2 separate regions of the Homo sapiens genome follow, and region 1 is linked to region 2. A link is an interaction called in ENCODE POLR2A ChIA-PET data of the cell type or tissue named here. Cell type or tissue: PC-9. All regions are shown on one strand. Links, peaks and the distances in the headings refer to the core of each region. The heading gives the core; the rest is flanking DNA. Region 1 overlaps ADRA1B (adrenoceptor alpha 1B). Region 2 overlaps RNF145 (ring finger protein 145).

Evidence for each region. ChIA-PET counts read pairs that join two places held together with the same protein. Peaks named below come from ENCODE experiments on the same cell type or tissue, not always from the same donor. Only the 100,000 strongest peaks of a DNase experiment are listed, where the experiment ranks them.
Region 1: POLR2A ChIA-PET joins it to region 2 with 6 read pairs; 2 of 35 experiments call an interaction of 5 or more read pairs at or near these places.

Annotation. Positions count from the first base shown.
Region 1 is chr5:159,926,521-159,930,921 of GRCh38, forward strand. The region is part of intron 1 of ADRA1B (adrenoceptor alpha 1B); the gene reads left to right. Among named protein-coding and RNA genes, the nearest start is that of ADRA1B, 12 kb to the left of the region's middle. RefSeq lists an enhancer at 2,282-2,781. In PC-9, for the core only: no CTCF peak of the experiment used is centred there; a DNase peak (open chromatin) is centred at 1,761; H3K27ac peaks cover 634 bases.
Region 2 is chr5:159,173,005-159,177,405 of GRCh38, forward strand. RNF145 (ring finger protein 145) reads right to left here. Exons shown (of 11, transcript NM_001199383.2): 5 at 3,628-3,863; 6 at 979-1,154. Among named protein-coding and RNA genes, the nearest start is that of RNF145, 34 kb to the right of the region's middle. In PC-9, for the core only: no CTCF peak of the experiment used is centred there; a DNase peak (open chromatin) is centred at 1,960; H3K27ac peaks cover 1,798 bases.

The sequences.
Region 1 (4,401 bases), core at 252-4,251, 750 kb after region 2:
ACCAGACTTCTTCTAGTATTTGAACCTCCCACGGCCCACCAGATAGGTATTCATGCTCTGCCCATTTTATAAATAAGGAAATGGGGCCAGCCATGGTGGCTCAAACCTGTAATCCCAGCACTTTGGGAGGCCGAGGCGGGCGGATCACTTGAGGTCGGGAGTTCGAGACCAGGCTGGCCAACATGGTGAAACCCTGTCACTACTAAAAACACAAAAATTAGCCGGGCGTGGTAGCGGGCACCTGTAATCCCAGCTACTTGGGAGGCTGAGGGAGGAGAATCACTTGAACCTGGGAGGTGGAGGTTACAGTGAGCCAAGATTGCACCACTGCACTTCAGCCTGGCAGACAGAGCAAAACTCTGTCTCAAAAATATTAAATTAAATTAAATTAATAAGTAAACAAATAAGGAAATGGGCTCAGGGGGGTTAAGTGGCTTGTCTCCTTCCTCAAAACTACCACAAGTTCATTAAAAAGAGACTGTCATAGACTGGTATTCTAAAACCAAAATGCCAATCTGGGCCTGGTCATGAAGCCGGTGAAGCGAGATTGGCTAGGTCAAGACCCGTGTGGACACAAGGTAGGATCTTGAAAATGGATGGCCTCTTCATTCTTTATCAAAAGGCTGCCGTTCCACCTGCCTCTGGGGGAGATTGTCCCATTGCCAATTGGCCCTTACATTCCCTCACCCTCTAGCCATGGTCACCTGCCTCTCACCTCTGAGAGGGATATGGTCAGAGTTGATCCCTGCAGAAGCAGGAAAAGAGGAAACTATTCCAGTGACTTTATAGCAGAGCCAGATAGAGACCTCTAAAGGCCTAAGGTATTGAAAAGGGAATAATAAAATTATAAATTAAAACATGCACACACACACACACACACACACACACACACACGTATGCATAGAACCCTAAAAAAAATGTAAGGAAGGCCAACAATATTCTGATTCTTTCCATGGAGGTAACTTTGATTTCTTTAATATCAGATTATTTCACCAAAAATACAGGTGCCCCAGCTTTGCGAATGCTCTGAAGACACACTGGGTCTTTCTGTTGGGTAATATATCACTGTTTTCTAATAGGGTGACCATATGTCCCATTTCACTGAGATGGTCTCCTTTTATGCCTATTATCAAAGCATAATTATACTTATTATAATAACCCTTTCTTATTTTCAAAAGTGTCTCAATTTGAACAATAAAAATGTCTCCCTGTTTTAAAACCTGGAATAAGGGTGTTTATAGTGCAGACGTCCAATAGTACACCAGTTTCACACCAGAGCCTCAGATGGGGAGGAAAGAGAAACTGGCACTAACAGCCTCAACAGTCCAGGGAAAGATTCATGATGAGAGAGCAAAGCCATCATCCGTTTAAAAAGGAAAAATGTGACTTACTATGTGTGTATTTCGTGGGAAGCAGGAGTTTTGCAAATGTGGGCTTGAAATTTTTAAATAAAGTGTTCATTTATTTTACTTGCCGCGATGACATGAGTGAGTGGCTGAGCTAAGATTTGAATCTATGGCTGGCCAGCCCTAAATACTTAGGGAATAAATGATTAAATGAAGGAATGGATCAATTTCAGCACAAGCTAAAAGGTGCCATCTGAATGATGGGTGTCTTCAGAATGCAGAGGAGACAGAAAGAAGAGTGGGCTGAAATAAGATTTGGGGGAGGAAAAGGAAAGTGAGCTGTGTTTTAAGGACTTGTAAGGCTGGAATCAGTGCAGGGGGAGGGCCATCTTCACCCCACCCATCATCACCCCTCCTGGCATGACAGCACCATGAGTCAGCTCAGGATACAGTAGAATCTGTCCACATTGGCAGGCTCTGCTCTTACGACTCTATTGACAGCACACTCCTGGCCACACTCACCCGCAGCTCATCTGACCACCCTTTGAACACTCAAGTGCCCCTCTCTGGTGCGAGCACAGGAATTGTGCTATAAAAGTTGCACCAACGAGCAGTTCAGTTTAAAGTGTTCAGAAACAGAATGTTCTAGCACATGTAAGTGGCCCATTCCTCCTAGAGCCCCATTTAACTTTTTCCAAGTGTGTCTGCCTACAGTGTCTTGCTCCCCGCTAAGCTTTCTCTCTCCTGTTGGGATGAATTTGGGGCTTGGTTTTGCACAAGAATTTTTTGAAATTCTTCAAGACAGAGTTTCCTGCCAGGCTAATGTGCATTGCTTAGAGGCTGAGCTTAGCACCCTGGCCGTGCCCCAAAAGGAGGTTAAAATGGGACCAAGGGCAAGCCGGGCTCACTGTCATTCGCAGGCGTCAGCCCCAGGGCTCACACCACCAGCACTGGGCCGGGCGGAGATCCAGGGAGGCAGCTGGTTGGGGAGGAGGAGGATCCACCAACTGGAACAGCAACAAAAAATTGCATCTCCGATTCATATATTCAGGCCATTAATCAGCCCCCGGCATCAAGAGGAAGCAGTAGGGTCCCTTCTCCCAGCTTCTAGGGACACTCCCCACAGCGCCCATTTGTGATTCCTTGTCCCCAGCCCTTTAGCATTTACCTTAACACCAAGGTTCCTTGGCTCCATTGTTTCGCGGACCCCTTTGGCAATCTGATGAAGCCCCTTCTCACAGTCAACACATCAAATAAAAGACACAGGATTTCAAAGAAAACCAATTATATTGAAATACAGTTATAATGTTGAAAAAACAAATTTATTATAGAGTAAAAAAAGTCCTTTAACATATTAAATAAACAAGATCTAGCAGCAAGTCAAATAAATAACTACTATAATTTTGAAGTACTGACAAGTGGAAATATTTCAAGATATCTGCAACAAATGTAATGTTATATCACAGATCTGATTTCTATTGGTGACAAATCCTGCTGACTCTAGTGTGGCTGCTTGCCCACTTTCCTATCAAAGGAAATGCAAACTTTCAGCCAAAGTTTAGTTTGGGTTTTTTTTGGTTTTTGTATTTTTTTTTTTTTTAAAAAGAGGGTTTTTTTTCTCACCCAAGTTTATGGACCCTCTAACTCCAGAATAAAAACCCTGCCTCGGGACATTACAAAGATGTACTTCAGGATATGAGATTTTCTATACTTTTTTTCTTTACAATGTTTTGTAAAGAATGCCTGTTTTTAGACTTAGGACCACAGGGAACTTGGACCGTGCCATCACGCCTTGTAACTATTTTGCATGATTACTTGTAGCAATTTTTAAAAATCAACTAGTTTATTTTTTAATGATGCATAGATTCTTATTTGAATCAGAAAAAAAAAATGAAAAAATTATTCTGCTGTTACCTACCCCACATTCACACCCAACACTCTCAGTATTTTTTCTCCTGAAGTAAACATTGTTACCAGATTGTGTATGCTTTCCAAAATAGTCTATTTATTTGTAAGCATACATATCCACATGCGTATATGTATGTTTGAGTGTTTTTGCATGCAGAATGTGTGTGTTTTCACTCTGTTTATTTTGATTCGTGGTGTCATTTTAGAAACACTTCAGTGAAAGTTTCATTTTTCACTCAACAGCATAGCATATCTTAGACATAGTTCTGTGTCAGAATGCATAGAGTTACTGCTGGTTTTCATGGCTGCATAATAATCCATTTTACAAAGTGTCCTATTTTACTTACCAATTTCCCAGTTGATTGACATTTAGGTTATTTTTGGTCTTTTACTACAAACAATGTTGGATGAATACTCTTGTATATATGTCTGTGCCCACATATTCAGGATAAATTCCTAAAAATGTAGTTGCTGGGGCAAGGAAGATTTGGTATTTTAGGTTTAACCTGATTATGCGTAATAAGAAATTTAAACTACAGTAAAATGTAAAGTGGTGTTAAAACAAATAGGTTAGGCCGGGCGCGGTGGCTCATGCCTGTAATCCCAACACTTTGGGAGGCTGAGGCAGGTGGATCACCTGAGGTCAGGAGTTCAAGACAAGACTTCCAACATGGCAAAACCCCTTCTCTACTAAAAATATAAAAATTAGCCAGAGAATCGCTTGTACGCAGGAGGCGGAGGTTGCAGTGAGCTGAGATCACACCACTGCACTCCAGCCTGGGTGACAGGGTGAGGCTCCATCTCAAAAACAAACAAACAAACAAAAAAAATAGGTTAGATATACATCTACTAATCTGTTAGGAGGATTGCTCATAATATCTAAGTAAAAAAGCAAGTTATAGAGTAATGTCTAACCCAACTTTTAAAAGCTATTTATTAGTTTAGTTACCTCAAGGGATACGATGGAGTGAGGAGGAGTAGATTATTAGCTTTTTTATAACCTCTGTATTATTTCACATGGTGCAATAAGCAAATACTCTATTTGTGATTAAGAACATCAAATTAAGAAAATGTGATAGAATACAAATTGGGTTTCAGTAGAATTATGGTGGGGACTATTAAACATTTTTATAATTTTGGAAGAAAA
Region 2 (4,401 bases), core at 262-4,261:
TGGAAAAAATAACAAATGTGGATCTAGCAGAAGCTCACAATAAAATGGGAAAATGACTTAAATGACATGAGATTTAAAAAGACAAAACAAAACAAAAACCCCTAAATATTAAAAACCGAGTCTTAGAATTATTTTGGGTTAGTCCAAGCTTGACTAACCTGCAGCCCAGGACAGCTTTGAATGCAGCCCAACAAAAATTTGTAAACTTTCTTACAACACTATGAGATTTTTTTTTTGCAAGTTTTTTTTTAAAGCTCATCAGCTATCGTTAGTGCTAGTGTATTTTATGTATAGCCCAAGACAATTCTTCTTCCAATGTGGCCCAGGAAAGCCGAAAGATTGAACACCCCTGGGTTAGACAGTAAAGTACTATTATCTACCCATTTCACCAATTACCGGACTCTTTCTCGATACTGAAGTCAACAGGGACAAAGGCAAAGTATAGAGAGTAAGTCACAGGCTTCGAACTCAGGTGGGTCTGAGTGCCAGTTCTGCTTCTTTTGGCAGTGTTACCTGGGGCAAGTTATTCCTGGTACAGTTTCTTCAGCTATAAAATGGTAATTATAATAAAGGCACCTATCTCTTAGGGTCGTTGTAAAGATTAATGTGAGGCAAAGTGTTTAATGGTATGGTACATTTTAAATACTCAATAAATGTTATTTTTATAATATACTTTTTTCTGATTGACCCAATAATTTTAACTTGAAATTGAAAAAATACTTTTACGATTTGCTATGTACCTTTCCACAAATCATTTGCTACACTCTGGTCCATAGTGCAGCCAAATAAACCACATTATTATGTTAGCACCTCCCTGCATTGCCAAACCTAGGTATCCAGTGAATGAAAATCCTATCTTAACAAAATACGAAGTTGTGTAACATGAACGATAAAAGTAATCTGCAAAACTTACTATTCCTAGATCAAAGTTTTCTCTTTCTAAGGTTATATATAGTATCATAGGCTCTTATTAATTACCTTGTCAGAAAAAGGAAAAGAAGCCTCTCACGTGATGCAGGCTGATCTCGAGTACTGAAATAGGAGTAAATCTGAAGAGCAAATAAGACGAGCCAGAAAACCATGAAAAGAACAGGGACTACCAGTTGATTCCACAGGGACATTCCCAAGGCGAGAAGGCCATATACCTCCACTACCTAAATAAAAACGTAAGATAGGAAAACTTCTTGCATCACCATCAATAAACACTTTAAACACTTGAGTCAAATCAGAAGTAAAATATTAAATAGCTTTTCTTTGATTGCAAGACTGTTTCAGCTAAATTCCTTTAAAGTTAGCCTATATAGTTAATAAATAGCATGTTTTTTAAAACTTACTAATTTTGCATTATTATTAACACTTGACACACACTTATCTAATAGCACAGTAAACTGCCCTAATAGTTCAGGGATAAGGTCAAAATAAGGTCATATTCAGTACAAAATAACCTTAAAAGGTAGTTTGAGGAGACTTGGTAAACACTCATGTCTAATCAAAATAATCAGGACTAGCATGAATTGATACAACACTGCTTGAGGCACTAGGAAAAAAAATGCAAAAGTAAAAACTTTCAGGGTTTATTCAGAAATGTCACAAATGAGAAACAGTTCAATGGAAGAAGAGTACTTAATCACTGGAAAAAAATTTTGCAGAGCAAAGATAGTTAGCAAGTCTTTTTCTCCCATACACATCAATTCCCCTTCCTCCTACTGTGTTTTTATCAAGCTATGTTTTTCCATTTGGTTTGCCAAGTGTAAGTAACACTAGGAAAAGGATATATCTTAAAAAAAAAAAAGGCTTAATAATCTGCAACTCACTAAATTAGTTTTCCAGTTTATAAAACACTCTTCTTATGAAACTGATTAGGAAAAATCAATCACAGAATCTGATTCAATCTAAGAGCATAGGTGTAACCAAGTTTCTAGAGTTACTATGTCAGGGACCAGACCCTGGTGACACAGCAGGAATTCTGCTGGACAGCTTACAAAACCAGTATCTAGCAGTCAGCTGGTCTTGCTGGAATCTCTCAATGTGATACCAGAATGTTTCAATAAGGTATAAACATCTTTAAGTATTAAGTTAAAATAAATTGACTTGCAGATTATTCTAAATTTAAAATTCTTTCATCAGTAAAGCAAAGGCTTTTTCTACAACCCAGTCTATTAACTTCTATTTTCCCCAGTGACAAAAGATTAAAAGAAAAAGGAAACTGCCCAACTAGCTGCAAAATTATTATCAGGTAAACTCATCATTACGAGGCAGAGAATATTTTTCTTCCTTTCCATTCAAGAAACAGACCACTAAAAAAACCTGTCTGTTTCCATTTCTTGCTTATCTGATTCTTTCCTGGTCACGCATTTTATAACCTATATTTCCAACAACTACATCTAGTTGATGTATGAATCTTATGGCAACCAACTAAACATGACATTAAAAAATGAAGGCTGAGGTTATTCAATAAATATTTAATATTCAATAAGTATTTACTGAATATTCATTATTTATTACAAACAAAGATAACCCTCATAAGACTGAATTCAAAGAAAAAATATGTATCTTAAATTTGTCATTATTACCCTGAATACAACTATAACCCTTCCTGCCCTGCTTCCCCATGAAGCCACTCTTCACTGACTGTAGAAATAATCCCTTTTCTGGAAGATCTACTCCTGGGAAAACTGCCCAAGTTAATCACTGTGTAAGACGAAGATAGAATCAGGCTAAGGCCAAAAGCTTAGAGAAAGTATTCTCAAAGATCTGCCCCTGGGGCCACAAGAGAATACTTCACTTAGCTGTTATCAGTTTGTTCTATCTGAGAGCTTCCTGTACCTTAAGGACACAGTCAAGAGGTGGAAGACAGTGACATTTTAACACTCTCTTTTTATACCAATGTCAGGTTAAAATCTATTTTATATATTACAAACTATCAATTAAACCAAACAGAAACATTTATTTCCCAAATGTGTATTGTTTGTATCTGGGAGTAATTTATCTTAGAGCAAAGGCTGAAAAAAGTAGGGAAGAAACTTTTACAAAAAGCATGTTATGTTGGCAAAGTCAATTCAAGTACTATATCTAAATGAAATCTATCATATTATAACCCAGAACTATTTAACTTTTCTGTTTAAATTAGGCACACAAAGGGAAGAAACTATAGTCACAGTAGGACTATAATCAGAAGGAAAAAGCAGGATTTGACTTATAGGTATTCAATTCTTTATTATTTTTGTCTTCATTACAATAGCTAACACATATGGAACATTGTCTGCCTGGTACTAAACTCATTTAAATCTCACAGAACTCTATGAGGAAAGCACAGCTTTCATTATTAGCTCCGTTTTACAGAAAGTAACGCAATTATCACAAGGTTACACAGCTAGTGAACAGCAGCATCAGGGTTCGATCTCAGATAAATCTGCTTTAAGAGAACCACTTCACTTTACTGCCTTCTCAATAGAACATAATCAAGAATCTTTCAGATGCTCCTAATTGGGCTGAAAATAGCAGCTGTTTTGAAACTGCAAAAATGAATGGTACCATAACTGTGAAATAAAAATGAACTATAACTTTAATGTACTTAACATTTATGTAGAATTTTATCTACCTGTTTGTGGTTGTCAGCAGTCTTACCTGAACCAATTCTCTGTATGCAGATTTAGCAAGGTTATAAGGTACCAAAAGATTAGACCCAAGAAAATAGAGAACTTCCAATCCAGTAAAAATCATAGCAAATTTATTGATGATAACAATTGTCTCCAAAGGAACAAGGCAGAGTCGTGCTAGCAGAGGAAGCATGTGAGCTGAAAACAGCCAAATCTGCTTTGTTTTCATGACACAGGAGCATAAAGTACACACCACCAACTGACCTAAAATAGGGAATAGAATACATTTAATTTTGAGTATTTGGCATCCACAAAATAAAAACAAACAAAAAACACTGTTGATAAGGATAATAACACAACTTTTGAAGAAGTCTAACTAAAATCTCGTAGATAATATTTTAAATCAAACTTAAACTTCATCTGACTATAATTACATATTCACATGTTCTGTGAATTTTGAATACTAATTCTGTAGGGCTGATCTGGAAAGAGCAGCATAAATCTCCACTGGTCGTCTGTGATGCCATGTGTAATATGAAGAAAACTTTAAACAATGTCTAATTCAGTATTGTGACAATTCAGTTGCTAATGTTTATACATAACTTCTTTTCCAAAGGTACGCAATATTTAACTGTTCTGGTCTATAGGTGAAAGCATAAAATCCAAGAGATATAATTACTTGTTCAAGATCATACTGCAACAATATTTGTTCTGATAATTTTTTAATCTTTATTTTTGGAGGGCCAAGTAAACTGCCCCAAATAACTAAATCATAAGTTAAAACTAAAAACTAAATAAATTC